Linked DNA regions of Homo sapiens: region 2 is linked to region 1. Evidence: read pairs that join two places in POLR2A ChIA-PET (ENCODE). Cell type or tissue: PC-9. All regions are shown on one strand. Links, peaks and the distances in the headings refer to the core of each region. The heading gives the core; the rest is flanking DNA. Region 1 overlaps NCKAP5L (NCK associated protein 5 like). Region 2 holds the start of FAM186A (family with sequence similarity 186 member A).

What was found. ChIA-PET counts read pairs that join two places held together with the same protein. Peaks named below come from ENCODE experiments on the same cell type or tissue, not always from the same donor. Only the 100,000 strongest peaks of a DNase experiment are listed, where the experiment ranks them.
Region 2: POLR2A ChIA-PET joins it to region 1 with 5 read pairs; 2 of 35 experiments call an interaction of 5 or more read pairs at or near these places.

What each region holds. Positions count from the first base shown.
Region 1 is chr12:49,815,589-49,818,502 of GRCh38, forward strand. The region is part of intron 1 of NCKAP5L (NCK associated protein 5 like); the gene reads right to left. It also overlaps the pseudogene NMTRQ-TTG6-1. Among named protein-coding and RNA genes, the nearest start is that of NCKAP5L, 11 kb to the right of the region's middle. In PC-9, for the core only: no CTCF peak of the experiment used is centred there; no DNase peak of the experiment used is centred there.
Region 2 is chr12:50,395,039-50,397,952 of GRCh38, forward strand. FAM186A (family with sequence similarity 186 member A) reads right to left here and starts at 1,571. Exons shown (of 8, transcript NM_001145475.3): 1 at 1,255-1,571. The coding sequence starts at 1,446. In PC-9, for the core only: no CTCF peak of the experiment used is centred there; a DNase peak (open chromatin) is centred at 1,633; H3K27ac peaks cover 2,206 bases.

The DNA.
Region 1 (2,914 bases), core at 306-2,805:
AAGCGATTCTCATGCCTCAGCCTCCTGAGTAGCTGGGACCACAGGTGTGTGCTGCTACACCTGGTTAATTTTTATATTTTTAGTAGAGATGGGGTTTCACCACGTTGGCCAGGCTGGTTTCGAACTCCTGACCTCAAGAGCTCCACCCACCTGGGCCTCCCAAAGTGCTGGGATTACAGGCTTAAGTCACCACACCCGGCCAGTGCTTCCTTTTTTTTTAAGCACTCTCTTGCCATAAGATGTTCCCGGCTTATCTTGTATTTTCCTTGCCACAAACACTTTTCCAAGGAGCTCCACCATAGCAACCTTCTAAAACTATAAATCTGATGGTGTTCTTCCCACTTCAAATCTTCCCACGACCTCCTACTGCTTTTGGGAACGACCAAAGCCCTCAACACAACCCTCAAAGCTCTGCCTTTGTCTGGCCCCAGAGCAACTCTTCGGACAAGCTTTCCTGGACTCGTGCAGCCTCATTGTTCTGTCTTCTACAAGTGCCTCCTGCAAGATCAGTATTTCCAAATGCAATGCATTGTGTTCTTGAACATTCCCTGTGAAGAGGAGGGGACTCCCTATACTGTTAGAAGGGGAGCTCCCCGAGGAGAGGCCCTTCCTTGTATTTCTGCACTCCCTGCCACGCCCTCTGCCAGTGTACCACTCCTACCAACCAGACCAGGCCCTGAGCCACCCTGCCCCCTGCAGAACTGGTGATCTCCTTTCCTTCTCATCAGAAAGAAGGTTAGAAAGAAGGGACAGCTAAGAACATACATGGGCTCATCAGGTTCCCCAAAAGACCCCTAACTATCCTCCATCAAATGGCTCTTAGGGCCCATAGGACAAACCATACTGAGGGTGAGGAAGGGACATTTTCAGATTTGTCTCTGACCCTTTCAAAGTTCTCAACCCTCTCAAAAAAAAAAAAAAAAAAAAAAGGCTGGACGCGGTGGCTCATGCCTGTAATCCCAGCACTTTGGGAGGCCAAGGTGGGTGGATTACGAGGTCAGGAGTTCGAGTCCAGCCTGATCAACATGGTGAAACCCTGTCTTTACTAAAAATACAAAAATTAGCCAGGCATGGTGGCACGCGCCTGTGATCCAGCTACTTGGGAGGCTGAGGCAGAAGAATTGCTTGAACCTGAGAGGCTGAGGTTGTGGTGAGCTGAAATCGCGCCACTGTACTCCAGCCTGGGTGACAGAGTGAGAGTCTGTCTCATAAAAAAAAAAAAAAAGTTCTCAACCCAATCTTAGACCGCAGTGACTCTCTCTGGCAAATAGTACTAACCTATTAATTCTACAGATATTTCTGAACCGACAAACTTACTAGGAAATGCAATGCTTGGGTATATAGCTGGGGGCGATTCAGAGAAGGGTCAGCTCTTGGGCTTCTTGGAGCTTTCAGTCTATAGGGGACATAAGACATGCAAGAAAAAAAAATCAGTAGCCTTTCTATATGTTAACAACGAACTACCTAAAAAAGTACAAAATAGTAAAATATTGGGAATAAGTTTAACCAAGGAGGTGAAGGATCTCTACACTAAAAACTATAAAACACTGATAAAAGAAATTGACATGAATAACTGGAAAGATGTCCCATGTTCAGGGATTGGAAGAATTAATATTTTTTAAATGTCCATAAATACCCAAAGCAATCTACAGATTCAATGCAATCCCTATCAAGATATCAATTATATTTTTCATAGAAATAGGAAAAAAAATCCTAAAACTCATATGGAACCATAAAAGACCCCAAATAGCCAAAGCAATACATCTCACAAAAGAATTACTTTGATAGAGTAAACAATAGAGGTTAAAATCCTCTTATTTCTAGAATATAGGAATTGAACCTACCCCTGAGAATCCAAAATTCTCCATGCTACCTATCACACCACATCCTAGAGTAAAGCCAGGTAAATAAGCTGAGCAAAAGTTTGTTCTTGAGCAAAAGAACAAACTTGGAGGCATTACACTAACTGATTTGAAGAACCTACTACAAAGCTATAGTAATCAAAATAGCATGGTACTGGCATAAAAACAGATACTAGATGAATGGTTCAGAATAGAGAGACCAGAAATAAATCCACATGTTTACAGTTAATTGATTGCTGACAAAGATGCCAAGAACATACAACAGGGAAAGACAGTCTCCTTAGTAATTAGTGTTGAGAAAACTGGATATTCACATGCAGAAGACTGAAATTAGATTAGACCCTCATCTCACACCATATATAAAAATCAACTCAAAATGGATTAAAAACTTAAACCTGGCCGGGCGCAGTGCTCATGCCTATCATCCCAGCACTTTGGGAGGCCAAGGCAGGCAGATCACATGAGGTCAGGAGTTTGAGACCAGCCTGGGCAACATGGTGAAACCTCATCTCTACTAAAAATACAAAAATTAGCTGGGTGTGGTGGCTCATGCCTGTAATTCCAGCTACTTGGGAGGCAGAGGCACAGGAATCTCTTGAACCCAGGAGGTAGTGGAGGTTGTAGTAAGCCGAGATCGCGCTGCTGCACTCTGGCCTGGGTGACACAGCAAGGCTGTGTCTTGGAAAAAAAAAAAAACAAAAAAACCTTAAACCTGACCAGAAACTGTAAAACTACTAGGAGAAAATAAAATACAGGGTAAAAACTCCATGACATTGGTCTGGGCAATGACTTTTTGGATATGACCCCAAAAGCACAGGCAACAAAGGGGATTACATCAAACTAAAAAGCTTCTGCAGAGCAAAGGAAACAGCAGATTAAAGAGACAATCTACAGAATAGGAGAAAATGTTTGTAAACCACACATCTCATTCACTCAGGCTGGAGTGCAGGCTGGTTGCAGTGGTGCAATCAATCATGGCTCACTGCAACCTCAAACTCCTGGGCTCAGCTGATCCTCCCACCTCAGCCTCCTGAGTAGCTGGGACTACAGGC
Region 2 (2,914 bases), core at 122-2,621, 580 kb after region 1:
TTAAACATAGGAAAGAACCCCCCCTTAATCAATTTCATCAAACATGACTGATTTTTGTTTGTTTGTTTGTTTTTGAGACAGGGTCTCGCTATGTCACCCATGCTGAGTGGGGTGCAGTAGTGCAAGCATGGTGCTCACTGCAGTCTCCTGGGTTCAGGGGATCCTCTGGCCTCCCAAGGAGCTGGGACTACAGGTTTGAGCTAACATGCCTGGCTAATTTTTTTATTTTTAGTAGACAGGAGGTCTCCTTATGTTGGCCAAGCTGGTCTAGAACTCCTGGGCTCAAGAGATCCTCCTGCCTTGGCCTCCCAAAGCATTGGGATTACAGGCATGAATCGCTGTGCCTGGCCTGATTTTGTTGTACTGCGAGAGAATAAAATGCAGTATAACCTTAATTGTTTGGGGGTCTATTAGATTCTTATGTATTTATTTATTTATTTATTTTTCTAAAAATATAGATGGGGTCTCACTATGTTGACCAGGCTGGTCTCTAACTCCTGGCCTCAAGGGATCCTCCCATCTCAGCTTCCCAAAGTGTTGGGATTACAGGCATAAGCCACCGCACCCGGCTGACATTATGTAAACACTCTTTCTATTCTCCTTGAATTTCTCCTAATTTCTCCTTGAAGTGTACAGGGAAAATAAAAGGAGCTAGAATTCAAAGCCATCTAAATTCTATCTGGCTAATAGCTGTTTGATAAAACCTCCATAGGGAACAAATGAAAACTTTTTTTTTTTTTGAGATAGAGTTTCGCTTTTGTTGCCCAGGCTGGAGTGCAATGGTGCAATCTTGGCTCACCACAACCTCCACCTCCCTGGTTCAAGCAATTCTCCTACCTCAGCCTCCTGAGTAGCTGGGATTACAGGCAAGTGCAATCATGCCCAGCTAACTTTTTGTATTTTTAGTAGAAACGGTGGTTTCTCCATGTTGGTCAGGCTGGTCTTGAACTCCCGACCTCAGTGATCCGCCCGCCTCGGCCTCCCAAAGTGCTGGGATTACAGGCGTGAGCCACCATGCCCGGCTTGATTTATTTCTTAAATGGCTTTATTAAACCTGATATAAAGAGATTAATGTCAAATTGGAGCTTGTTATATCCACAGTCGGTGTCAGGTGAAATTGTCATTTGAAGTCAAAGCTACCCTAAATACAGTCAAATATCATGAAAGTGATTTCTAAAATAAACAAAAATGTACTTGGTCACAGAAAGTTTAAAAAGAAAATTGCAGTCTGTAAACTTCAGATTCACTACCTACCTCTCTGGCTCGATGGAGCTGTGCGCGCTCAATCCTAGAGATGATATCCTTTACTGAGAATGGGATCTCAAGGTTAGGGAGCATCAAAGGACTAAGGATATTTTGGGGCTCTCTTCTCATGATGGTGGAATCCTTGATGCATTTTTCTGATTCAGGGTCATTGTCTATCTCATTTTTCATTTTGAAGAACATTTTGAAAATGTGGGTGATTTCGTTTTATTTCTTCTTTTTCACAGAATCTACAAAAATGCTAATAAAGATATCCAGTAGGAAGCTAGGAGAGGTCTTTCCTGATCCTAGAAGTTGTGGCATACTCTGCTACTAATTGGTGGCTCCCATGATATTCCCGTCCTGTTGATGTCACAATAGACCCATTGTGACATTATCATTGATCAAACATGTAAAGAATGCTTACTATGTGCAGAGAACTGGTCATTCTATATGCTGCCATGGTAGAAGGGTGAGGGGGGAAGGAGGGTAGGAAATAATAGACAACAGGAATGCTAAAATAAACAGAAGATATAGCCCTGCTTAAATAAGCTTAAAATCTAGATGTGTTGGCCGGGTGCAGTGGCTCATGCCTGTAATCCCAGCACTTTGGGAGGCCGAGGCAGGTGGATCACCAGAGGTCGGAGTTCGAGACCAGCCTGACCAACATGGAGAAACCCCGTCTCTACTAAAAAAAAAAAAATACAAAATTAGCCATGTGAGGTGGCACATGCGTGTAGTCCCAGCTACTTGGGAGGCTGAGGCAGGAGAATCACTTGAACCCGGGAGGCGGAGGTTGTGGTGAGCCGAGATCACGTCATTGCACTCCAGCCTGGGCAACAAGAGTGAAACTGTCTCAAAAAAAAAAAAAAAAAAATCTAGGTGTGTCAAATATAACTCCTGGTTCTTCTCTCTTCCTGGGGTTTTGCTTAAGTATTTTTAAGCCTGTAATGGAATAAAGGTTACAACTACTTCCTCAGCTGCCCCTTAACTTTTCCTAGACATGTAGTAACTTGGATGATATCATTTGGATGAAGTAACTTGGATGATATCATTTGGATGAGGATCACACTCTTTGCACTGCTTACTCTTTTTTCTTTTCTTTTCTTTTCTTTCCCTTTTTTTTGGAGACAGAGTCTCACTTTGTTACCCAGGCTGGAGTGCAGTGGTGTGATCTTGGTTCATGGCAACCTCTGCCTCCCAGGTTCAAGAGATTCTTGTGCCTCAGCCTCCCTGAGTAGCTGGAATTACAGGTGCGCGCCACCACGCCTGGCTAATTTTTGTTTAATATTTGCTTCCAATTTTTTTAATAATAAAAAAGCATTACAGAAGGTTGAAGTCCTCTTTGATGTCCCCCACCCCTGGTTCCTTCCTTCCCCACTGTCCCATTCCAGAGGAAATGACAATCATGAATTTTACATATTTGTGTTATCTATTTTTACATAGTTTTACTACAGGTGTATGTATTGTTTTTTCTTTCTTTCTTTCTTTCTCCTTCCTTCCTTCCTTCCTTCCTTCCTTCCTTCCTTCCTTCCTTCCTTCCTTTCTTTCTTTCTTTTTTTTTTTTTGAGGCAGAGTCTCACTCTGTTGTCCAGGCTGGAGTGTAGTAGTGCCATCTCAGCAGACTGTAACCTCTGCCTCCCAGGTTCAAACGATTCTTCTACCTCAGCCT